7 separate regions of the Homo sapiens genome follow, and all the other regions are linked to region 1. A link is a contact called in ENCODE Hi-C or POLR2A ChIA-PET data. All regions are on one chromosome and are shown on one strand. Each heading gives the region's core, a stretch centred on a gene start or an enhancer-like site at or near the end of the contact. The rest is flanking DNA. Distances are from core to core; before and after follow the strand shown. Region 1 holds the start of PCED1B-AS1 (PCED1B antisense RNA 1). Region 2 holds the start of SLC48A1 (solute carrier family 48 member 1). Region 3 holds the start of SENP1 (SUMO specific peptidase 1). Region 4 overlaps SLC38A4-AS1 (SLC38A4 antisense RNA 1). Region 5 overlaps VDR (vitamin D receptor). Region 6 overlaps SLC38A1 (solute carrier family 38 member 1). Region 7 overlaps SLC38A4-AS1 (SLC38A4 antisense RNA 1).

The links. Hi-C counts contacts between places; a loop is a spot of excess contacts on that map. ChIA-PET counts read pairs that join two places held with the same protein, here RNA polymerase II (POLR2A). Pooled maps may share reads with other maps.
Region 2: a loop to region 1 is called in a map with no recorded cell type, with 8 times the contacts of the local background. The contact joins the promoter of SLC48A1 here to the promoter of PCED1B-AS1 in region 1. A Hi-C loop is called at or near these places in 1 of 37 single-sample maps with no recorded cell type and 1 of 50 pooled maps. POLR2A ChIA-PET finds 5 or more read pairs at or near these places in 2 of 52 experiments (Caco-2 and activated naive CD4-positive, alpha-beta T cell).
Region 3: a loop to region 1 is called in a pooled map, with 7 times the contacts of the local background. The contact joins the promoter of SENP1 here to the promoter of PCED1B-AS1 in region 1. A Hi-C loop is called at or near these places in 2 of 37 single-sample maps with no recorded cell type and 6 of 50 pooled maps. POLR2A ChIA-PET finds 5 or more read pairs at or near these places in 2 of 52 experiments (BJ and OCI-LY7).
Region 4: a loop to region 1 is called in a pooled map, with 3 times the contacts of the local background. The contact joins the enhancer-like site here to the promoter of PCED1B-AS1 in region 1. A Hi-C loop is called at or near these places in 1 of 37 single-sample maps with no recorded cell type and 2 of 50 pooled maps. POLR2A ChIA-PET finds 5 or more read pairs at or near these places in 1 of 52 experiments (activated CD4-positive, alpha-beta T cell).
Region 5: a pooled map shows a loop between it and region 1 (5-fold over the local background). The contact joins the enhancer-like site here to the promoter of PCED1B-AS1 in region 1. A Hi-C loop is called at or near these places in 4 of 37 single-sample maps with no recorded cell type and 10 of 50 pooled maps.
Region 6: a map of B cell shows a loop between it and region 1 (7-fold over the local background). The contact joins the enhancer-like site here to the promoter of PCED1B-AS1 in region 1. A Hi-C loop is called at or near these places in 5 of 168 maps with a recorded cell type or tissue (B cell, CD4-positive, alpha-beta memory T cell, naive thymus-derived CD4-positive, alpha-beta T cell and 1 more), 7 of 37 single-sample maps with no recorded cell type and 14 of 50 pooled maps. POLR2A ChIA-PET finds 5 or more read pairs at or near these places in 3 of 52 experiments (CD4-positive, alpha-beta T cell, activated CD4-positive, alpha-beta T cell and activated CD4-positive, alpha-beta memory T cell).
Region 7: a loop to region 1 is called in a map of naive thymus-derived CD4-positive, alpha-beta T cell, with 3 times the contacts of the local background. The contact joins the enhancer-like site here to the promoter of PCED1B-AS1 in region 1. A Hi-C loop is called at or near these places in 1 of 168 maps with a recorded cell type or tissue (naive thymus-derived CD4-positive, alpha-beta T cell) and 4 of 50 pooled maps.

Annotation. Positions count from the first base shown.
Region 1 is chr12:47,214,856-47,217,900 of GRCh38, forward strand. PCED1B-AS1 (PCED1B antisense RNA 1) reads right to left here and starts at 1,588. Exons shown (of 3, transcript NR_026544.1): 1 at 1,529-1,588; 2 at 1,310-1,409. PCED1B (PC-esterase domain containing 1B) reads left to right here. Exons shown (of 4, transcript NM_138371.3): 3 at 1,367-1,834.
Region 2 is chr12:47,771,988-47,775,096 of GRCh38, forward strand. It overlaps SLC48A1 (solute carrier family 48 member 1), which reads left to right and starts at 1,251. Exons shown (of 3, transcript NM_017842.3): 1 at 1,251-1,453. The coding sequence starts at 1,318. RefSeq lists a silencer at 1,117-1,726 and enhancers at 1,472-1,978, 1,979-2,483.
Region 3 is chr12:48,104,584-48,107,751 of GRCh38, forward strand. It overlaps SENP1 (SUMO specific peptidase 1), which reads right to left and starts at 1,496. Exons shown (of 18, transcript NM_001267594.2): 1 at 1,445-1,496. It also overlaps a transcript of PFKM not described here. RefSeq lists enhancers at 493-1,368, 874-1,083, 1,369-2,242 and a silencer at 1,224-1,363.
Region 4 is chr12:46,515,918-46,519,243 of GRCh38, forward strand. The region is part of intron 3 of SLC38A4-AS1 (SLC38A4 antisense RNA 1); the gene reads left to right. Among named protein-coding and RNA genes, the nearest start is that of SLC38A4-AS1, 130 kb to the left of the region's middle. RefSeq lists enhancers at 997-1,046, 1,237-1,326, 1,497-1,676. Within about 2 kb of position 1,479, at least 4 of the 41 ENCODE cell types and tissues checked have a DNase peak (open chromatin) inside an H3K27ac peak, as active enhancers do.
Region 5 is chr12:47,881,401-47,884,548 of GRCh38, forward strand. It overlaps VDR (vitamin D receptor), which reads right to left. Exons shown (of 10, transcript NM_000376.3): 2 at 1,294-1,374. Among named protein-coding and RNA genes, the nearest start is that of VDR, 22 kb to the right of the region's middle. RefSeq lists enhancers at 1,141-1,653, 1,791-1,900, 2,331-2,520. Within about 2 kb of position 1,856, at least 10 of the 41 ENCODE cell types and tissues checked have a DNase peak (open chromatin) inside an H3K27ac peak, as active enhancers do.
Region 6 is chr12:46,216,934-46,219,848 of GRCh38, forward strand. The region is part of intron 5 of SLC38A1 (solute carrier family 38 member 1); the gene reads right to left. Among named protein-coding and RNA genes, the nearest start is that of SLC38A1, 51 kb to the right of the region's middle. Within about 2 kb of position 1,623, at least 15 of the 41 ENCODE cell types and tissues checked have a DNase peak (open chromatin) inside an H3K27ac peak, as active enhancers do; they include B cell, CD4-positive, alpha-beta T cell and natural killer cell, where a contact is called at or near this core.
Region 7 is chr12:46,458,775-46,461,675 of GRCh38, forward strand. All of the region lies in intron 2 of SLC38A4-AS1 (SLC38A4 antisense RNA 1), which reads left to right. All of the region lies in intron 1 of LOC124902923 (a long non-coding RNA gene), which reads right to left. Among named protein-coding and RNA genes, the nearest start is that of SLC38A4-AS1, 77 kb to the left of the region's middle. Within about 2 kb of position 1,562, at least 18 of the 41 ENCODE cell types and tissues checked have a DNase peak (open chromatin) inside an H3K27ac peak, as active enhancers do.

The sequences.
Region 1 (3,045 bases), core at 338-2,837:
CTCGAAATATGCCAAATAACTATATTTTGGGGTGGCATATTTTTTATTTTTGAGATGGAGTCTCGCTGTTGCCCAGGCTGAGGTGCAGTGGCGCAATCTCGGCTTGCTGCAACCTACGCCTCCTGGGTTGAAGCGATTCTCCTGCCTCAGCCTCCCAAGGACCTGGGATTACGGGAACCTGGGGGTGGTATATTCTGATCTTCTGTAGTCATGCACTGGGACCTTCTGTAGTCATGCATTTTCTCTCTCTCTTTTTTTTCTGATTCATTATTTCCTTTTCTTTTTCATCTTGGTATTTGTAGGGAAAGTGATATTCCTCTCCCCGAAATCATATTATTCCAGACAAAAGAAAACAAATGCCTACACTTATCTAATCAATCAGAAGACCATCTCCCCCACCCTTTTTTTTTTTTTAAAGATGGAGTCTTGCTCTTGTCACCCTGACTGGAGTGCAATGGGACGATTTTGGCTCACTGCAACCTCCGCCTCCTGGGTTCAAGCGATTCTCCTGCCTCAGCCCCCCGAGTAGCTGGGATTACAGGGGCCCACCACCACGCCCAGCTAATTTTTGTATTTTCAGTAGAGACGGAGTTGCACCATGTTGGCCAGGCTGGTCTCGAACTCCTGACCTCAGGTGATCCACCCGCCTCGGCCTCCCAAAGTGCTGGGATTACAGGCATGAGCCACAGCGCCAGACGAACCATCTCCCTTTTAAGCACGCTGTCCCCTTGAGTTACCTGCTGGTTTCAAGTGGAACACTAAGGGAGGAAGCAGAAAGTTCTTATCTTGCTCTGCCACATACTGGATCTAGCTGAGGCTGGGGCTCAGGCCTGTGGTTTCCTGTAGTGTGGACTGAGCCATTTTTCCATCAAGACGTCAGTGGAGAGATGAAGTGAAAGGATTTAAAAGCGGTTTGTGGCCTGCCATGGTGGCTCACCCCTATAATCCCAGCACTTTGGGAGGCCAAGGCGGGTGGATCACCTGAGGTAAGGAGTTCGAGACCAGACTGGCCAACATGGTGAAACACCATCTCTACTAAAAATACAAAATCAGCCGGGTGTGGTGGTGGGTGCATGTAGTCACAGCTACTCGGAGCCTGAAGCAGGAGAATCGCTTGAACCTGGGAGGCAGAGGTTGCAATGAGCCGAGACCATGCCACTGCACTCCAGCCTGGGCAACAAGACCAAAACTCCGTCTCAAAAAAAATAAATAAATAAAAATAAAAGCGGTTTGTAAACTGTAACACCTTGCACAGAAACACAAGATTACTACTATTAAATATTATTTAGAAAAGTAGAGTTCTTCTTACCATTTCCCTGTTTCTTTCTTCTCACTTCCTCCTTTCCCCTTCTGACCATCTTTTCAGCCGTGAACATACCACACCAGCAAGAACAATAAGAGCCAAGGGTCTGAATTGTTTAATCAAAGGAAGAGTCAAAATAAGCTACACCCAGATTACTGAGAAAGGTGAAATGAAAACAAGCTCAAAACCAAATTCCAGGAAGATGCTGTCTTTGTATTGACTTACCATTTCATGTTTTCACACATGTCAAAGTCTTGAAGCTTCGGTCATTAGTCTTCCGCTTCCTAAAGCAAGAAACTAAATGCTGACTTGTGTCGTTTGCCCCAGATGCCACCGGAAATGTCATCTTCTCCCCAGACGCTGGCTTGCAAGCACAGCAGCACCCAGAGGCTAACCTATTTCCCCTATAGCCCAAGCTCTGAGATCTCCCGTCTGGTCACAATGATCTACAGGAGAGGAAGAAAGCTATCTAGGGACGAGATCTAGAATCAACTGAGAGAGATGCTTAAAAATCACCAGTTACTTTAATGAGTAAGTACTTTTCAGTTTTTCCATTTTATCTGAAACTTTAAGTTGGCATTTCTGACCAGCCTTTCTTGAGACCATCATTTTTTGGGCACTTACTGTAGACAGGAATCAGCACCCTAGCCTCCTTCAGCCCACCCCATGTAACACTAAAGAGACAACTGGTGCTTGGCAATAACAAAAATATTAGTGATTGATAAACTTGTAAATTTATTAAAATGGACAGTGAAAGAAAACAGCCAATTTAGTTGTGAACTGGAGAAGGGACGTGAGGCATCTGTTGTCTGCAATCTTGTATGTTGTGGTTGACCACAAAGGCTTGGCATCAGGTTTTACTTCCAGCACTACTTCTTATAAAATGGATGACCTTGGGCAGATTACTCAATCTTTTAGCCTTAATTTTTAAAAGTATAAAATGGAGAAAATTAGAATATGTAGTCCAGGTGCGGTGGCCCACACCCGTAATCCAAGCACTTTGGAAGGCTGAGGCAGGTGGATTATTTGAGTCTAAGTTCAAGACCAGCCTGGACAACATGATGAAACCCTGTCTCTAAAAAAAACTATAAAAATTAGCCAGGCATGGTGGCACAGGCCTGTAGTCCCAGCTACTAGGGAGGCTGAAGTGGGAGGATTGATTGAGCCTGCAGAGTTGCTGCAGTGAGCCATGATTTCGCCACTGAATTCCAACTTGGGCAACAGAGTGAGACAAGAAAGAAACAGAGAGAGAGAGAGAGACAGAGAAAGAAGAAAAAAAAAGAAAGAAAGAAAGAAAGAAAAAGAAAGAAAGAGAAAGAAAGAAAGAAAGAAAGAAAGAAAGAAAGAAAGAAAGAAAGAAGAAAGAGAAAGAGAGAAAAGAAAAGGAAAGAAAGAAAGAAAATAATTTCTTAGGTTGTTTTTGTTTTTGTTTTTTTGTGATGGAGTCTCACTCTGCTGCTCAGGCTGGAGTGCAGTGGTGCTATCTCTGCTCACCGCAACCTCCGCCTCCCAAGTTCAAGCAATTCTTGTGCCTCAGCCTCCCAAGTAGCTGGGATTACAGGCACGCGACACCACTCCCAGCTAATTTTTATATTTTTACTAGAGACAGGGTTTCACCATGTTGGCCAGGCTGATCTTGAACTCCAGACCTCAGGTGATCCGACCGTCTTGGCCTCCCAAAGTGTTGGGATTACAGGCATGAGCTACCGCGCCCTTCTTAGAGTTCTTAAGAAGAATAAAGA
Region 2 (3,109 bases), core at 1-2,500, 560 kb after region 1:
GGCAACCCTGATGTCCCCTTGATTTTAGCCCAGTGAGACCATTATTTGGATTCCTGACCTACAGAACTGTAAAATAATAATAAGTTTGTGTTATTTTAAATCAGTAAATTTGTGGTAATTTGTTACGGCAGCACACACACAAAAAAAACTAATGCAAGGGGTATTGGTTATGTTTTGTGCAGGTATATGATGGGCCTCCCCATGTGGATCCTTAGTGCTGTGGCAGAGCCCTTGTTATTGTGCTGGGATTTTCCCTCCAGCTCCCGGCCGGAAGCTGGGCTCACGTGGGAGCTCAGTGCCCTCCTGCTACAGATCTGTCTCTTCCTTACAATGGTATGATCCCGAGGGTCAGGGTGAGGGGTTTGGGAGGATAAGGCTTGTGCTGATAAAAGGAAAGGTGAGGTCCGTTGCAGTGGCTCAAGCCTGTAATTCCAGCGCTTTGGGAGGCCGAGGTGGGAAGACAGCTTGAGGCCAGGAGTTGGGGACCAGCCTGGGCAATATAGCGAGACCCTATCTCTACAAAAAATAAATAACAAAAAATACTAGCCAGGCGTGGTGGCACACACCTGTAGTCCTGGCTGCTTGGAAGGCTGAGGTGAGAGCATTGCTTGAATCCAGGTGTTGGAGGATGCGGAGCTATGATGGCGCCACTGTACTCCTGCCCGGGCAACAGAGTGAGACTCTGTTTAAAAAAAAAAAAGTAGGGATTTGTGGGGAGCTGTGCGTGAGGATAGAATGTATAGAATGTTTGCAGTCAGAAGGTGATGGTCGCAGGGGTTCCCAGACTTTAGTGTGTGGAGAAATCCTCTGCGATATGGTGGGAGGGAACCTGGTTGATAGAAGGACGGGCGGAAGGAATTCTATTCACAGCGTACTCTAATATTTCTTAAGTTTTACCTATTAATTTTTAACAAGAAATTTTAATTTTAATTTTAAACGAAAATACGCATCGTACTCAGAGGTAAAGATTTTTAATCCTCGCGGTTCGCTCGTATAAAGGCATATTTCCGGTCCCTTCCAAGGTCCAACAATCCGGACACGGCGGGTCTGGGGATGGGCCCAGGAATCCGCCTTTTTAGCAGCATTCCCCCAAACGACACGGCAGCTTCGCAAAGCGGCGGTGGCGTCTGCGGTTCCGGGCGCGGGCGGCCTCCGGCCGGGGAGGGCGCTGTGCGGGCGGCGCTGGGGGCGGGCCGGGGGCGGAGCGCGGGGCGCCGGCTGCTCTGGCGGCTCCCGCGGCTCCGGCTGGCGGCTTCGGGCCCTGCACCTGTGACTCTCGGCCGCGCTCGCCCTCGGCCCGCCCGGCGCCGCAGCCCCATGGCCCCGTCCAGGCTGCAGCTCGGCCTCCGCGCCGCCTACTCCGGCATCAGCTCCGTGGCCGGCTTCTCCATCTTCCTCGTCTGGACGGTGGTCTACCGACAGCCGGGGACCGCGGCCATGGGAGGGCTCGCAGGTACCCCGGGACGCTGGGCGGCGCGGGGCGGGTGCGCGGCTGCGGGGCGGGCGCCGTCAGCTGCTCCAGGACGCTCCCCGCGAGCGGCGCTTCCCCGCGGAGCGGGTGGAGTGTTTACTCGAAAACAGCGGTTGGCGGCGGCAGGCCCCACGCGGGCCCGGGCTCCTGGGCATTCCTGGGTGCCTCTGAGACCCGATGCCCGCCCGGGCGCCACCTGGGGGTGCCGACGGCCCGCCACTGCCGGCTGCACAGACCTGCCGCGCCGCCCGGGTTATCTGTCACGGCACACTGCCTGTCGCCCTCCGCCCAGTTGCCCCACGACAGTGTCCCCTCCGCGCGCCCGCGGCGCTGGTCGCCTCCTATCCCCAAACACACACACACACACACACGCACACACACACGGTTGTTCTGAGGGATCCCCTGCCCCCCAGGCGCCCCTTCCCTGGGTGCTGGGTGAGGGCAGAGAGGGAAGAAGTGGGAAAGGAAGAGGGCTAGGGGTGGCTGGGGAAGCCCATCTCCCTCCTTCCAGAGGGCTCCCCCGCAGAGCCCTCTGCTGAGACCCACAGGGAGGACGGCGTTAGGGATCTCATAGAAACTGGACATTCTCTTTCCACCCATGTTGGTGCCTTTTTGCTACCCGTCTGCTGTGGCTCCTCAGCCAAGCTCTGCCAAATCCTGCAGGCCAGCCGCCCTTTCTGTGCTTCTGGGAGGGAAGGGGAAGCATCGGTGCGCTGATGGGGGCTCTGGGCTGACCAGTGCTCCTTGTTGTGCACATTTGGGCTCGCAGTTTAACCTCTCTGCGCCATAGAATTGGTATGAAGATGAAAAATATTATCTCTACTTTCTAACATTTTAAAAAATGCTTTCTATGTGTCAGGCACTATGTTAAGCAACCTGCTTCCCTTATTTCATTTAATCCTTACATTAGTCTCATGAAGTAGGCCTTACGATTATGTCCATTTTACAGATAAGGAAACTGAGGCCTGAAGTTAAATAAATTGCTTACCCGGGATTACACAGCTACATGAAATAATATGTGTGGGAAAGGACTTTGGGAAGAAAATACGTATAATACTTTTACATATGATGATTATATTCCATTACTAAAATCCTCGGCCAAAAGAACCCTAAATGGAATAACTAAAAATAACTAATTTACTCACTGCCACAGGGAGTGCTGAGTGCCATCCCTGGGTAGAGTCGCAGCATGAGGTGGGGTTAATGCCTTAGAAGAGGGGCATACAGGGCCCCACCCTACACAATGCCAACAAAGCACTGGGTCACCAAGAAGGGGGGATGGGCACCCTGGCTAGGGTGTTCTCTGCCTGCCCAGCTGCCTCACCACCTGTGGGATCCTGAGGACAACTGGCCCATCTCTGCGCGTTATCTACAGAGCCCTAGTTCCTTTCCCCACTGCACCCCGCCACCCTCCATGTTTGTCAAGGTTCACTTCTCCCTGCCACTTTTTTGTTTCCTATTGGCCCTGTTGCTTTCCCCTCTGGAAGGCGGCGTCAGAGCCCTATGATTGCATTGCGAAGACCGAAGGCAAGAGAAGGATGAGCAGGGAGGGCCAGCCTGGGATCTCAGCTGGTTGTGTTGAGTCTGGCCTGGTACAAGTGGAGGTGAACCCTACCTGGCCGTTTGACCCTATCCTGG
Region 3 (3,168 bases), core at 246-2,745, 890 kb after region 1:
CTACGTGCATTAAGAAAGGGTCCCTGCCACTGAGCAGCTCACTGTCCAGTAGGGAAAGCCAGATCCATAAACAGGTACCGCAAGACAGTAGAGCTGGTACAACTGATAGAAGATGTAGAAGTTGGGAAGAAAAGGACAAGAGTTCCAAAGCCGCAATGCAAGTCAACAACTGCATTCCCTTAGCCAGAAGTAGCAGAACCTGTTTTTGTACCCATCCACTCCCTCTAGACAACTCATTAGATGAGTGACATGAAGACCATCTTTGCAGTTGGGATAATTAATTGAAGTCAGTTAAAAATGAATAAGCCTTCCTAAAAGGGACTAGAGAGGAAAAATAAAGGGTGGTAGAGTGTAAACTGGAAGTAGGTTAAGGGATCATGCTTATAGAGATGCTTAAAGTTGCGCTTTAACTGTAATTTCAAAGTCAGGGTAATCTGTATTTCAACATGAGTCCTTAACACAAATTATTTTTATGAAGAATAAAGATTTAGGAGATGATGAGATCTAATACATCCAGAATAACCAATTATAACAAAGACCCTCAGTCAAATAGTTGGTAGTAGATAAAAGGCTTTATATGAATATTACAAGAATCACCACCACTCCAAATATAATAAGTGTACCAAATATGAAGTAAAATGACTTTAACAAGGCTGACTTGAAAGTGATAAAGAAGCAAGTTACTGCTAACAAGATAGTGGAAATACTGCACAGGCACCGATAAACAGAAATCACCAAGCTCAAGGAAAGAGAAACGAGGCATAGATCCAGAGATCACGTTAGGGTACACCAAGAAAGAGACGGTTCAAGGGAATTACCAGGAGGCGATGAGCCAGGTAAGCAAATTGTGGCAGTTAAGGGGATTTTCATAACCTGAGCAGGAGGGTCCAGACGTTTCTTTCTGATGGTGGCACTAGCGATATCACATCTCAGGGAGATACCACAGAGTAGGAGAGTTGGAGAAATGTTTACGTGAGACGCAGAAGTAGTCAAGAAATATCACTCGGGTCTCAAGGAAGGCGGGAGATGAAGCCGGTACCACAGAAAGCCGAGCTTCCCGGTGAAAACAGCTCTCCCCAGAGAAGACCCAGCTCTGGCGGGAAAGCCCCGGAATCGCAACCGGCCTTTCCCCAAGTACGGCTGGGCGCTGGGATGGGGCCTGCTGTAACGGCAGGGAGACGGTCTCTCCGCGGCCCAGGAGAGAGAGACCAGAAGGAACGGCCTCAGGTAGCCTAACGGCCACCGGCGGCCACAGCGCGGCCACCGGACAGCAGGGGGGAGGGGAGGTGGTCCCAGGGGGCGGGGCAGAGGAAAAGGCGCCGGCCCCACAGTGCTCCCCGCTTCCGCCCAGTCCAGCCCGGGCCGGCTGACCGGGTCCGACACAGTCTCCTGGACCAGGCTCCCTCCATCCTCACCCCTCCCCCAGCTTCCCGCCGCCACTCACCGAACCGGAACCGGCTGCCATGCGAAGGGGTTTCCGGCCGGGCGCGGAACGCAAAACCCGGGAACCGCCGCGAACCGGAACCGCCTTCACAGCACCGGAAGAGTCGCTAGGTGGCTGAAGAGGAGGGGGCTGGGGCAGGAGGTCAAAGAACAGAGTTAAGGACCAGTGGGGCGCCTGCGCGGTGTGGCGAGGCCCGAGAAGCGAAGGGAGCATTTAAGACTAGTCGTAATTTCTCAGTACCCTTTTCAGTCTGGGCTTTTTCGCTTTCTCGTACTCGGAATACTGTTAGTGAGCCCTTCGTCCTATGCTTTTCTCTGTTCCCTCTGCTCCCTTACCCGCCGCCTTCTGGTTCCGCCCGGCGAGTTTTGCTTGCTTGCGTTCCAGTTTCCATGGCAGCTTTTCGCGGTGGCCCTAAATCTGCGGAAACCTGTGGCTTCCCCCGACAGATAGGGACCTGAGATCTAAATCGATCTCAGGCTATCTCGTGTTTTATTGAGAATCACAGAACGTTAGTGCTTGTAGAGGTTATTGGAGATACTTTAGTCTTACCAGGTTCAGAGAAGTGAAGTGATTTCCCAAAGGTTTTAAGTGCACGGCCCATCTAGGACTAGGAAACAAGTTTCTTAACTTGCAATCCTGTACTCTGCACCACCTCATACTTGATTGACCATTCAGCAAGCAAACAAACAAACAAACAAGCAACTTGAGGACGGATTAGGCTAGACTCTGGCAAGATGTAGAACCTTCCAGAACTCTGGAGGAATTTGAAACAGGCAGAGCTGTGAGGAAAGCTTTTGGGAGCCCACTAGAGATCTGCTTTTCTGGGTAGAGATAGAGAAGGACCCAGGAATCACCTGTGACCTTTGAAGGGCTTTGTTGTTCCTGGGACACATTGATTAACCTGGAATCTGCCATACTTTCTAAGAGAACATAATGGGAAGAAATATGTTTGTTCATTCAGGCTTTTTGTCAAGCACCTCAGCTTGGCAGGCCTCTGGACCCAGGCCCTGTAGAAGTCTTAGAGAAATGCCCCCTTAATAGGTCCTTTACACCCAGATCACAGCCACAGGCACAGTCTGAGCTCAGACTTAAAGAAGGGCAGTTTCTGGAGGCCCCCAGCCTTTCTGATACTCTCAGCAGCTTGCTGAGTTCAGGGTTTCCTCCCCTGTCAAATACATCAAAGTAGATTATTTGTATTGCCTCATGTGCTGATACTTTTATATTATATTGTCAAGTCCTAAGGCCAAGTAGTCATGAGTGTAGCTGGTCCATGTCAGTCACTGACATCTTATTTCACAGCTCTGTTCGTTTGGATTAAACTCTGTCTCTATTTCTAGGAGGCAGCCATGCATAAAGACGAGTTTCATCTGAAATTTTTCATGTGTGTGATTCAGTCTCGCCAGTTAGTCAGGACTCCTCAGAGAACAGGTACCCTTGTCTCCTGATCATACTCCAGTGACAGAGAATGGGTTCTCTCACAAGAAGTCTAAATACAGGATGTGAGGCTTTCTAGTGTAAATACGGATTTTAGGGGTCAACTGACCTTGTTTATCACATTCTCACTTTGATAAAATATTGATCACTGAGTCGTGTATTTTCCAGGTAAGATTTTGACCTGGTTTGTTGTGATAGATGCCAGGCAGATAAGGAGGACTTGAGAGTTGAGGGGGGAACAAAATTTATCCCATGAGCTTGTCATTATTGTGTTGTTATGTGAATTACTT
Region 4 (3,326 bases), core at 229-2,728, 700 kb before region 1:
GAGAGGCTTTCAGTTGCTCCTGGAGGGTCTGTCCAGGGAGTTGCTGAGTTGGTGCTGGCTTGATTAGCTCTGACAGGAGGTGGCTGGAGGCCCAGGCCTGGAGGACCTGCATAGTGAAGAGATATGGAAACAGTCACCCATGTAACAGTCTGGCCACTTTTCCATAGGGCTGCTATGGTATGCTTCAGGCCTGCTCCAGTTCCTAGTCACCTTGGATTTCGCAAAACCTAGAGGTGTCACCAATGAAGCCTGTGAAACAGCAAAGATGGTAGCCTGTCCCTTCCCCTGGAAGCTTTATCCCAGGGAGGTACGAACCTGTTGTCAGCCCAAAGACACTTGTAGGAAGTGGCTGGGGACCCTGGTTGAGAGGTCTCACCTTGTGAGGAGGAACAGGATTGGGACCCACTTAAAAAAGCAGTCTGGCCTTGTTTTGATAGAATAGCTGCATTGTGCTGAGGGTTCACTTCAGCCCTTGGTCACCTCAGGTACTCTGAAGCCCAAAGGCTGGAACAGTTAAGTTGCCCAAACAGCAAAGATAACAGCCTGCCCCTCCCTCTGGGAGCACCCTCCCAGGGGGAATTCACAGTTCTTTTGGCTGGAGAGCTCAGGTGGGAGTGGCTGGAGGTCCTGATTGGGAGGCCCCACTCGTGAGGAGGAACAGGATCGGGCACCTGCTTAAAGCAGCAGACTGGCCATGTTTTGGTAGAGCAGCTGTGCTGTGCTAGGGGATCTCTTCTGCCCTGGATTGGCTCAGACTTTCCAAAACCTGAAGGCTGGAACGACTAAGGCACTCAAACAGCAAAGATGGCAGCCCACTCCTCCCCAAGAAGCTCCTTCTTAGGGAGGTGCAATGCTGCTGCTGGTAGCCGGCTGGAATTTCAAGCCAGTGGGTCTTAGCTTGTGAGGTGGTGAGGATGTGGGGCCTGTGGACTGTTCCTGCTCAGCCCCCTGGATTCAGCCTCTTTCCTAAGGGTAGGTACAGGAATCTAACCTCCGATTTTGCCAGAGCTGCAGCTACTTTTGCCAGAAAGCCCAAGCACCTAAACCTCCACGTTCTCCACACATGCCTGAGTGGCTGTTCTGGTGAGAATCCAGATGGCTCTGTCAGACTGAAGACTGAAGGCCCTGGTGGTGTGGGTTCACAGGGAGATCTCCTGAGCCAAGGGTTGCAAAGATCTGTTGGAGAAGCGATCCCAGGGTCACTCATTCACTCACTGCTTTCTAGGACTGGGGAGGATCCCCTGGCTCTGTGCTGTTCCCCAGTGGGCCGTTGTTCAGTGTCCTGCTTTTCTTTGTTTTCTGTGTGTCAGGTTGTTTCCTTGGTTAATCCTAATGCGAGTACTTGCATGTTTCAGTTGAAGGTATTGTTTTTACTCGCCCCTCTATTCCTCTCCGTGAGAGCCACACATGCTAGCTGCTTCTAGTTGGCCATCTTGGCCACTCCACCCCCACTACATTTCTATGTAGCTTAAGCCTAGTTTTCAATAGGGCTTAATGACATGCCTTGGAGAGTTCCTCTCATCAGTTTTGTTTCCACTACCTCTGGGTTGGTTTCATTTTCAGGTGATCTTTCTCTCCTGGTTGCAATATAGTTACTAGAAACCATAAAAGCCTCCCAAGCTGAAATGCTGCAGACAAAATTTGAGAGTCTTTGGTGTGGCATCCCCCACTAAAGTCTTACTGCCTCTAACTGGATTATTTGAGTATCCATAAAACTATCATTATGATCAAGAAAATGTGAAATATTAATTAGATTAGACCTGGTTTTATTCTCTACTCTAAGGTTAAAGTATGAACTAGTTTGGAAGAGGGATTACTTCAAGGGGGACCAGTAGAGGGGGCAGTGTATGACAAGTGGCAAAAACAGTTGATGGCATGTGATTATTTTTCCCTCTGCATGCATGGCAAACATGAGAATCAATTATAGTACTTTTTTTCTCATTGTACCTGGACATGGCTTCAGCAACTTTGTCAACGTAGGGCTTTAGTCAGCCACTAACAATCCACAGGAGTTGGCAACCAAGATAAACATTTTATACCATCACTAGCCTAAAAGCAGAAAATACATGGAAATCCTTAAAGGAAGGCATGCTTTTACTCACCAGTAAATCAAGGAAAATGCACACTAAAAGAATTCTATAGTAAGACCAAAATTGATCATTGATGAATGGAGCATTTTTAGTTACTCCTTCCTTTGTGGGGTGTGTGTGTGTGTGTGTGTGTGTGTGTGTGTGTGAGAGAGAGAGAGAGTTTATTATGAAATATTTTGTTTATAGTTTCTGAAAAACTCTCTGAAGTTGTGAGACAGTGATAAATTTGTTCTTTTCAGGGTGGTCATTAAAAGCATTGGAAAACATTCTGTGATTTCAGTGGCATAATGTGACCAAAATAACTCTTTATTTTTCTACAAGAAAAATGCAAAACATAAGCAACTGAAATCAGATGTAAGCAGATTGGCTTCCTTTGAGGGCCCAGTGGTCAGAATTTTAGAAATTCTTAGCCTGAACCCTGACTTTGTGTTACTGGCACCCAGGACTAGCATGTAGATAGCCACCCATGTGACCAGGGGAGTCCCAGGAGGCCCATTCCTTCCTGTGCCATCCTCCCAAATGCTCCCAGCATTTGCTAACTTAGGCCAGAAATTCCAGAATTAAATATTTATTTTTGTGACTTGAAAACTTTGCTTCTTTGTTCTCCTTTTAAAATGACCCTTAGAAGGACCCTATGAAGAATGGACCATTAAGTTCTACTGGCCCTTTACAACACTATCAGGAGTGTCAATTTGTCTTTTGAAGGCAGGTTTTATTATATGAGAGGTGGGAAAAATATTGGGGGATGGGGTACCAAAAAGGGACAAAAGTGTCCAGAAAGAGGAGGCTGAGAAAGCCAAAGACAGATGTGTTCTCTCACTTTGTTGTAATGCCTTAGCTGCAGCCTTGGGGATGTGATTCGAGAACCTCCAAATTTCACTGTGTTTATTCTGTCCATCCATTCCACGTTAATTTCACAACATTGTTTACTTGCTATGCTGAAGGCACTTACAGCAATACAGGGACATAGTTTCTGACTGAAGAATCCTAATTACTTAATCACATGTGGAAAAATAGTAATGTCGCTCATTTTGTGTAGTGTTTCAAAAGTTTTCAAGTTAATGATCCTAAAATTGCTATGTGATTATTTGTACCCTCCAGTCTAGAAAAGTATGTTATTTTCTCAATCACAAAATGTACTTTCTCAGTGTTCTTTTGGGGTTTAGCAAGTAAGTCAACATGATAATACTGAAACATTTCACTTTGTCAATTCTGTAGTATATTTATACACTGTTC
Region 5 (3,148 bases), core at 606-3,105, 670 kb after region 1:
GAGACAATTCATTCATACTCAAAACCTCAGTATCTTGCAATATACCTTTGTAACAAACCTGCACAGGTACCCCCTGAACCTATAAGAAAAGTTCAGAAAAAAAGAACAAAGGAATGATTAACAGAAACCTTTGGAGAGATGAGATCGGGGAGGGGTGTGCATTATATAGTAGCAGTATTCTATTTTTTGAGTAGTGAGCATATGGTATCTTCTTCTTATTATTATTAGCAAAACACTACATCTATGTTTTGTATATCTGTGTTTGCATGCCCTTCTGAATATACAAAACGTTTCATAATTTAAAAAACAATTAAAAATAGAAAAAGTGCTTGTGGATCTATCAACATTGTCCCCAAAGACCATCCCAAGTCCAAGCTGATGCCTGCAGGTTTTAGAACATAGCACACATTCAAGATGTGGCCAGCATCCCGGAGGCCCAATATCATTGTGGGGTAATAGGGGAAACTGTCCAGGATGCTTGTGGCTTAACCCTGGGTCAGCTGAGATGCTGCAGCTCCGAGTCATCGTGGTGTTGCTACAGAGTCTGGGTCATCCAGGCTCCCAAGTATCCGGTGGATTTCGTGGAAAACAGAGAAATCAAATGGGGGGTAGGAAGGAATATCTGTTAAATCAGTCAACACATGTTCAGCATCACATGGACTCATTTGGAGATGCTATGATGCAAGCGAGTGGAACAACATACTACCACAGCACAGCAACGGGGCAGTCCTGCAATGGGGTGGGGTGCTGCCTTGACATCAGGAAGTCTCTATGCTGGGGGTGAAGGCTGGAAAGGCTGGATCAAGCAGCCAGAGGCCCACAGTGAATGAGACCATTTCAGGGGAGCTGACAGAAGACCCAACCCTGCTTGAGGTTATTTGCTGCTATCAAGAAGCCAGCGCCCAGGACCAGAGTCCACATGTGGAGATGTCCAAGCCTCTGTGGCTTGAGAGCTGAAAGTCCCAGGAATGACAGGCAGAGACTAAAGAAGGCAGCAAAGAGAAAGAGGAGATGGGGGCTGGATAGGAAACATCAGACGCACAGGAGAGCCCAGCCAGGGTCGTGGCTGGAGCCAGCAAGCCCCATCTCCTGAGCCCTTCTCTGAACTCCCACCCGCACCCCACACACTCATGCATCTCAGTTGCAGACTCTGCTGGCCCGGGACCCACCTTGCAAAATCCTGGGTGGTATCCCTTCCTTCCCCTGCCCACCACCTTCTTATGCCCCTCCCCCCCACCCCGCCCCTTGAAAACAGAAAGCCAGGGAAGTTGCGGCTGATGAGGAAACACCTACCTGAAGGAGCAGGGGGCAGGTAAGTGGAGCCCAGGGGTGCTCTTCTGTGAGGTCTCACAGACACTTCAGACCCAAAGGCTTCTGAAATGAAGAAGGGGAAACCTTTTATCTAAGGCGGAGCGCTGACCGCCTCCCCAGTCTCTAAGGAAGTGGGCACGAGAGGCTCTTTCCAGGGACTTTAGTCCCCAGATCAGTGACTGCAAACAGAAGTGGCTTGTTGGGAGCAGGCATGCCATGTCATCGCTGGCAGGGGTGTGGGGGTGGCGGCTGGGCAGCAGCCAGGATGGCCCTCCCTCGAGGCAGGGAGTAGCAGGAGCAGTGGGAAGCGGTGGCGGCAACCAGCCCCAGGCAGAAGGAAACAGCCTCCCGCCTAGGCACTCCTTCTCCTCTCACAGCCCAGGGTGTCAGGAGGGAGGAAGGGCCTTTTCGTTAGGGAGACCCACACTCTCACTACCCCCTCCATCTCCAGATTGTAGGCAGCTCAGGAAGCAGAGCAACTGGGCCATGTGTCCTGCTGCTAAGAGCGGGAAGACGGCTGCCCCAGGCAGGGCAGAGGAGGTGCCGCACAGGAGCTGGGAATGGGGCAGGCTTGGATGGCAGCCCACAGCCTTGGCCTCTTGGGACAGCTTCAAAGGCAGGTGTCTGAGATCTCCTGTCTGTGGAGACCGGGTGTAGGCGGAGCAGGTGTTGCAGGGGTTAAATACAGCAAAGCATTGCTTTCAAACAGGATGTTTTCTGCCACTTTTAGCTCTTCCCCAGACATGCTCAACACCCCCAGCTGCAGTAGGGTTGACTCTGCTGCCCAGACTCTGGATCTTAGCAGCTGGCTGGGGGGCCAGCAAGGAGGGATGGGCAGAATAGTATCCTTTCCACTTCCACTCACACCCGGCCCTACTTGTCCACCTGCAGACATAGACAAACAGACAGACACACACACACACAAACACACAAACACACACTTCTTTCCTTCTCTGATGCCAACAGGAGGTGACCCTGGCAAAGGCCTTTAAGTCAGACCCCAGATGGGGTATGTCTAGACCCCAGCTTTTGTCTTTCTTTGGAGACCTCTGTCTTCCAGTGGCCTAAGCAGGGAAGGGGGAGAGCTCAAGGGGCTTCCAAGACCTGGGCCCGGTCCTAGAACTGTGAGCCGACTGAGGCCACTTGCCACCCCCTCCAGTACTGCCAGCTCCCAGGGAGCATCTGAGGAAAACACTAGTGGACAATGAGCCAAGATAACCTAAGCTGGGCTGGCCCACCCCCACAAGAAGCATGGGCAGTGGGAGGTGTCTGCTGAGGACAGGCATGCTGCCACGTACCCCCAACCCAGGCCCTCCTTTGCCCCCTCTGCTCCTACTGCCCAAGTCCTTCCCAGCTGACCACGCTCTGCAGGGTTCCTCCTCTGGCCTTATTGATTCCTCAGGCTCCTTTCCTGGTGCTCAGGAAGGTGAGGTGGGGACCGGGTGGATGCAGAAAGGAGCACTGCTTTCCTATCCTCAATCCCTGTGGTTTTCAGAGGTCAGAGGTGACATCCAGATAGACAACCACCCTGGAACTTAAAAAAAATGTTTCCGGAGTATTTACTACATGCCAGGCCTGCTAAGCTCTGCATACATTATTTCATTTAGCCCTCACAACAGTTCTGTGAGGCAGGGAGCAGTCCTACTTGTAGCAAAGCCAAATTTCAGAGCACTCTGAGTGACTTACCCAGGGTCCCACAGCTAGGCAAGTGGTGGTTCCTGGGGCCAAATGAGGACAGGCTGATTGTAGTGCCCAACTGGGTCCTTTTGCAATGACAATCATCAGAGCAGATGCCTACTGCTCCGCACTGGGCCCTGCTCCATGGTTTTCCTGTGTC
Region 6 (2,915 bases), core at 373-2,872, 1.0 Mb before region 1:
AGGTGTTCTGAGTCCCTAAATTCATATGAAAATGTTAAATATTTTGAAAAATTCAAAATGATCTTTTATATGAAAATGGGTTTTGTCAAGCTCTTTAATTTACCTTAAGGGATTCAATATAATTAATAAAACACTTTACTGATCATTAATAGTACCAAATGTTGGGGTATTCATTATATATCAGGCCCTTTCTAAGCACTTTTTAAAATACTTCACTTATGAGTAGTACTATTACTATCCTTATTTTACAGATAAGGTAAATAAGGTAACAAGGAGGTTAAGTATTTTGTCTAAGGTCACACAGCTAGTGTCAGAGCACTCAAACCCTGGTAGTATGACTCCAAAGTCCCTACCCATCACGTTGCATTGTCTATCAAAGTCAAACATCCAGAGTGGAATAACACTGTAAAAAATAAGACCAAACAAAAATCTTAGAATGAAATACATTGAAATGTTAATGGAGCTTGTCTAAGGTGAGCCTGAACACTCCGAACAGAGAGACTTTGCGTGTTTTCTTTATACTTTATTTCATTTATTTTATGCATTTTCAAAATGGTTTAATGGTTATCTTAGTTTTACAATAAAAATATAAAGAACTTTTCAAGTGACAGTATTATTATTTTAACCCCTTTTTAGGGGAGAGTTGCATTTGTTTAAGTCTTAAGCTCATTAATAGAATCCCTGTTTGATTAAGGAGCTCACAAAATACTTACAGAAAGGAGTAGAAACATAATTATTCAGTCCTAAAGTGGACTTCTTAGTCACTAAATTCTGATCAAATTTCAAAATTCTGAGGGTCAGAAGACCAGCACACGGTGACCTTGTAGCATGTGATCATGTATAATGCTTACAAATTAGATTAGGGAATTAAACGGGTGGTTTTAAAAGGCCAGGCAGGAAACAGGTGGAGAGCAATTATTTGTACCGTTCTTTCCATTTCTTTCCTTGTAGGTAAATCTAAGCTCTGTGGTGCAAAGCTTTTCTTAAACTAGCCTCACTGTCAGTTAGGTATTTTGTTTTGTCTAGAAAAATAAATATGCATTGCTGATGGCCAATTCAAATAGTATCTAATATAATCCTCAAAAGAAAGAGGAATCTAAAAGAAGTATCCCAGTAAAAATAGAATTTTAGTTTAGTTGGTTCTTTGTAAAAAAGTTAAAGGGAGGTCTGAGCTTAAATGAGGATGTTGTACCAGTGAGAAAGAGCGCCATGTACCACTACCACTTCCTGTTTTTAACCTATAGTGGGTAGAGGGCTGTGGGTTTTGTGGGCACTCCATTTATAACTCTTGACACTCTTGATGTGTCCTCGTTCCTCTTTTCCCACTCCACAAGGACAAGTCGTTTCCCTTCTCCTCAAACCTAGATCCCTACTCTTTATCATATTCTAAAGATGTTAACTCTTGAGTGACAGAAAAATCCCATGTGACTGTTGAAGTAAAGGAATATGCTGTTCTCGGTGGGTATTTGGGACTTTTGTTCCGGTAGAAAGGTGGATTGGGGGCTTCATTCATATTTTCCCATTCTGTTTTTGTGGTAACAAGACACATTTAAGGAGAAATAGGCGGTTTAAGAGGAGCACCCAATGGACTTGTTGCTCTCCTCCCCACAGATGTCAGTCATCTTGGGCAAGTTGCTTAGCCTCCGTTAATTTTAGTTTTGTAGTCGCCCAATGGGTTCACCTTGCCTGCTGCCTAGACAGAACCACTTTATTGAGACAGGGGAATTGCAATGGAGAAAGAGTAAGTCATGCAGAGTCAGCTGTGTGGGAGACCGGAGTTTTATTATTACTCAAATCAGTCTCCCAGAGCATTCGGGGATCAGAGTTCTTAAAGATAATTTGGCAGCTAGGGGCTTGGGAAGTGGGGAGTGATGATTGGTTAAGTTGGATATGAAATCATAGGGGGGTGAAGTAAGATTTTCTTGCTGTCTTCTGTTCCTGGGTGCAATGGCAGAACTGGTTGGGCGAGATTACCAGTCTGGGTGGTGTCAGCTGATACATGGAGTACAGCTCTGCAAAATATCTCAAGCACTGATCTTAGGTTTTACAATAATGATGTTACCCCGAGGAGCAATTTGGGGAGGTTCAGACTCTTGGAGCCAGAGGCTGCATGACCCCTAAACTGTAATTTCTAATCGTGTAGTTAATTTGTTAGTCCTGCAAAGGCAGACTGGACCCCAGGCAAGAAGGGGGTCTTTTTGGAAAAGGGCTGTTACCAATTTTGTTTCAGTCAAACCATGAACTGAATTCCTTCCCAAAGTTAGTTCGGCCTATGCCCAGGAATGAACAAGGACAGCTTAAGGGTTAGAAGCAAGATAGAGTTGGTTAGGTCTGATTTCTTTCACTGTCATAATTTCCTTGGTTATAATTTTGCAAAGGCAGTTTCAGTTTCTTTATCTATAAAATGGGGGTAATTAACAGGGTTGTTATAAAGATCTCATGGAACAATGTACACTTTACAACTATCTTTTCTTTTTTAAAGTCCTTTATAAAATTAAAAGTCAATCTTACCTAGCCAGCCACACAAAAGGAGGCTGCGGGTGGCTTTGGTCTGCAGGCTGTCCCTTGCTGACCCCTGATATAGATGCAGATCTTTGAAATCATGTGCCTGACATAAGGTAAAGTCTGTGGCCAGAGAACAAAGCAAAACTAACTGGCCCACAAAGGAGTAGTTTTCTAATTAAACCAACTACCACTCTGTGAGTAATAAAAGTTCAAGCTAACCTTGAAAATCCAACTCTCTGCACCACACTTAACCTGCTCTACTGTGATAACTCCAACCTGGCCTACTGTAAACCAGATGAGTGAGCAGAGAAGGCATTCTACCAATCATGGAGGTAAATAATGCTGTAAAACCATAGCCAGTATAGTTAAGTTGTCTGTTGCAGGCTAAGAAAAATACACTGTACCAAAAC
Region 7 (2,901 bases), core at 312-2,811, 760 kb before region 1:
TTTTAAAAAAAATGCGTAGTCTAAATAGTACACAAATCAACTTTTACCTCATTAGCATTTTTTTTTCCATTAAACACTTCTGGATTCTTGGTAATTCTTTTGTAAACCACTTCCTCCTGTTGAAATCTTGAACTAATTTTGATATAGAAACTAGCTGTTGGGGTGATAGTACATGAGCCAGTTTATTAAAATCATCACCTGGTCTTTGGAGAATGGTGGTCTCTTCTGATTCTTTGTCCTGGATTACAACTCCCTCTTGTCACCTACCCTCATCATAGAAACTCATCTTTAAATACTCTTAATTGACCACATCTCTCTATTCTGTAATTCTAGTTTGCAGAATAAGCTCTCCTAGATATATCATCTGATGACTATTCCAGTTTGCTGTGCTTTCTATTTTTCACATCTTGTGTTATTTGAAGACGTTTATATTTACCTAATCCCCCTAGCAGCCCCAGGGGAAAGCAGGATGCCATGAGGCTCCGAGCACGCTGACTGTCTACATTCATTGGTCAGAAGGAACAATATTCACTCCTCTTTGGTTTTCACACAAGTCACTACTTTCTTGACTCAACCACACATCCCTTCCTTTGTTATGCTTGTATTTGAGTCATTGCTCCTGCTGATAACCAAATGCTGTTTTGCCATGTTCTTTTCTTTTTTCTACTCTTTGGAAAGTCTAACGACTTGCTCCTTTTCTGTCCCCTACAGAGAGGGCAATGGCTCATGCCTGTAATCTCAACATGTTGGGAGGCTGAGGTGGGCAGATCACATAAGGCAACAAGATCGAGACCAGCCTGGCAAAACTCCATCTCTATTAAAAATACAAAAATTAGCTGGGCATGGTGGCGTGCACCTGTGGTTCCGGCTACTTGGGAGGCTGAGGCAGGAGAATCGCTTGAACCCGGCAAGTGGAGGTTACAGTGAGCTGGGATCGCTCTACTACACTTCAGCTTGGGTGACAGAACAAGACTGTGTCTCAAAAAAAAAAGTAAAAACTAATATTAAGTTGACCTATTACTGTGGATTTAACTAGTACAGTTAGTGTGTTTTCTATGCAGGAGGGGGATGGAGGAGGGAGGAAAGCAGCTGTTATTATAAAACTGTAGTATATGTTTTAAAAACAGTTATAATTTTTATCTTTTTTCTATTCTTAGAAGCAATACGTCTCACACTTCAGGGCTAAAATGTACTTCTCTTCCTCTTCTAAAATCCTGGATACAAATCCTTGGTCTTAAGTTCTCTTTTCCATTCCAGGACACTTTCTAGCCAAAAGTGGAGGTTGCGTTGATCAGGAAGGGTTAGGCAACCTTTGTTGTTGAAGGACAATTTTGATGGAAGGATCCTGTCCCAGTCCCTCCCCTCCCCTCTTCTTCCTCTTCCTCCCCCTTATGATTTGCTGAGCTCTTCAAACACTTTGTCCCTGGGATCACCCTCGCCTCTGGGATGGAGCGCTCCATTGTGGCACCCTTATACCTTGCAAGTGCCTTCAGCAGTGCTTCCGTCAGCCTTGGAGGGTATAATCTGGAGCTGGAGGTTTCTAAGCAGTCAGGCTGCTGTGAGCATGATGTTTTGGTGTGTTTGCACCAGCTTCCTGTTGCAGAGTTTGGGAAGTGAATCTGGTAACTGCCTGAACAGAAACACTTCCCCTTACTTTCTACATCAAAGAGAAGTTATGAAGTTACCTGACATTGGTGTCACTTTTTAGGAGTAAGGACAAAGCATTGTGTTTTAAGGAGACTACATAAATAGGGAAAGGACCTCAGCTTCAGCTAAAAGAGGTCACACAATTTCTTTTAGCCTCAGTTTCCTCTTATGTAAGATGAAGTGATACTATGCCCCTTGCATGGTTGTTATGAGAAGGCAATGAGATAATTTAAATGAAGTGCCAGGTACCTTGCGGGGGGCACTTAATAAGTGGTAGCCATTTCTGTTATGGAGAATAGGTTCTGTTTTGTATAAGTGTTGTGGACTATGTCTTCTGAAGTTTGTTTTGTGAGTTGCAGTCATGTGATTCATATTTCCAGTATAGCCCCTGTACACTGTGTAGGTGTTTATACCCACTTTTGCCAGTGGAGTGAGAGCTCCTGCAGGAAAGAGAGGCATGGTGTGCTTGCTTATCTACGTGCTGGGGTAGAGAGGCATGGAAGGAAGGGCCAAAGAGCTCAGGCTGGAGCTAGGCTGTCTGAGTTTAAATGCTGCTGCTAAGTTAGTAGCTGTGTAAACTCAGGCAAGTTACTCAGCTTCTCTGTGTTTCAGTTTCGTCATCTGTAGAATAGAGACACTACTGTATACTACCTCATAGAGAGGTTGTAAGAATCAAATGAAAAAATTCACAGATATATGTAAAAGGCTTAAAACAGCATCTGGCTCAGGGTATACTGTTACTATGTACAGCATACATCAGACTCACTGTATGGTGAGTGCTCCCTAAATGCAAGCTTGCAAATGAGTGGGAAGTAGAGCATCCCTCTTTCTCTGTGTTCTATAGGGATCCCAAATAGAGGTGTGAACTACACGTGCTTATAAGAGATAGAATATCAAGTAGAATTTAGATTCCTGTATATGGGAGAACATTCCTCTTCTGCTGGACTCTGTTTCTGCTGCACCCTTGATTTCCCTCCCGTTTGGTATTCCCAGGGTTCCTGTTCATATCTCTTTGGTCATATCTCCTGGTCATATCTCTGGTGGTCAGTTCTGTGGGGACAGCACTATGTCCAACTTGTTTAATGTTATATCAGTAACTCCTAGCCTCTGGCATGATAGATTCTAAAAGCATGTTTAACAAATGATACATGGAACACTAGAAAGTGCTATTGAATGTAAGCAGTTTCCAAGAGACACTATTTGTGCACTTAGTAAGGTCAGTACACTGGGCCAGGGCGGGGACAGGAATACGTG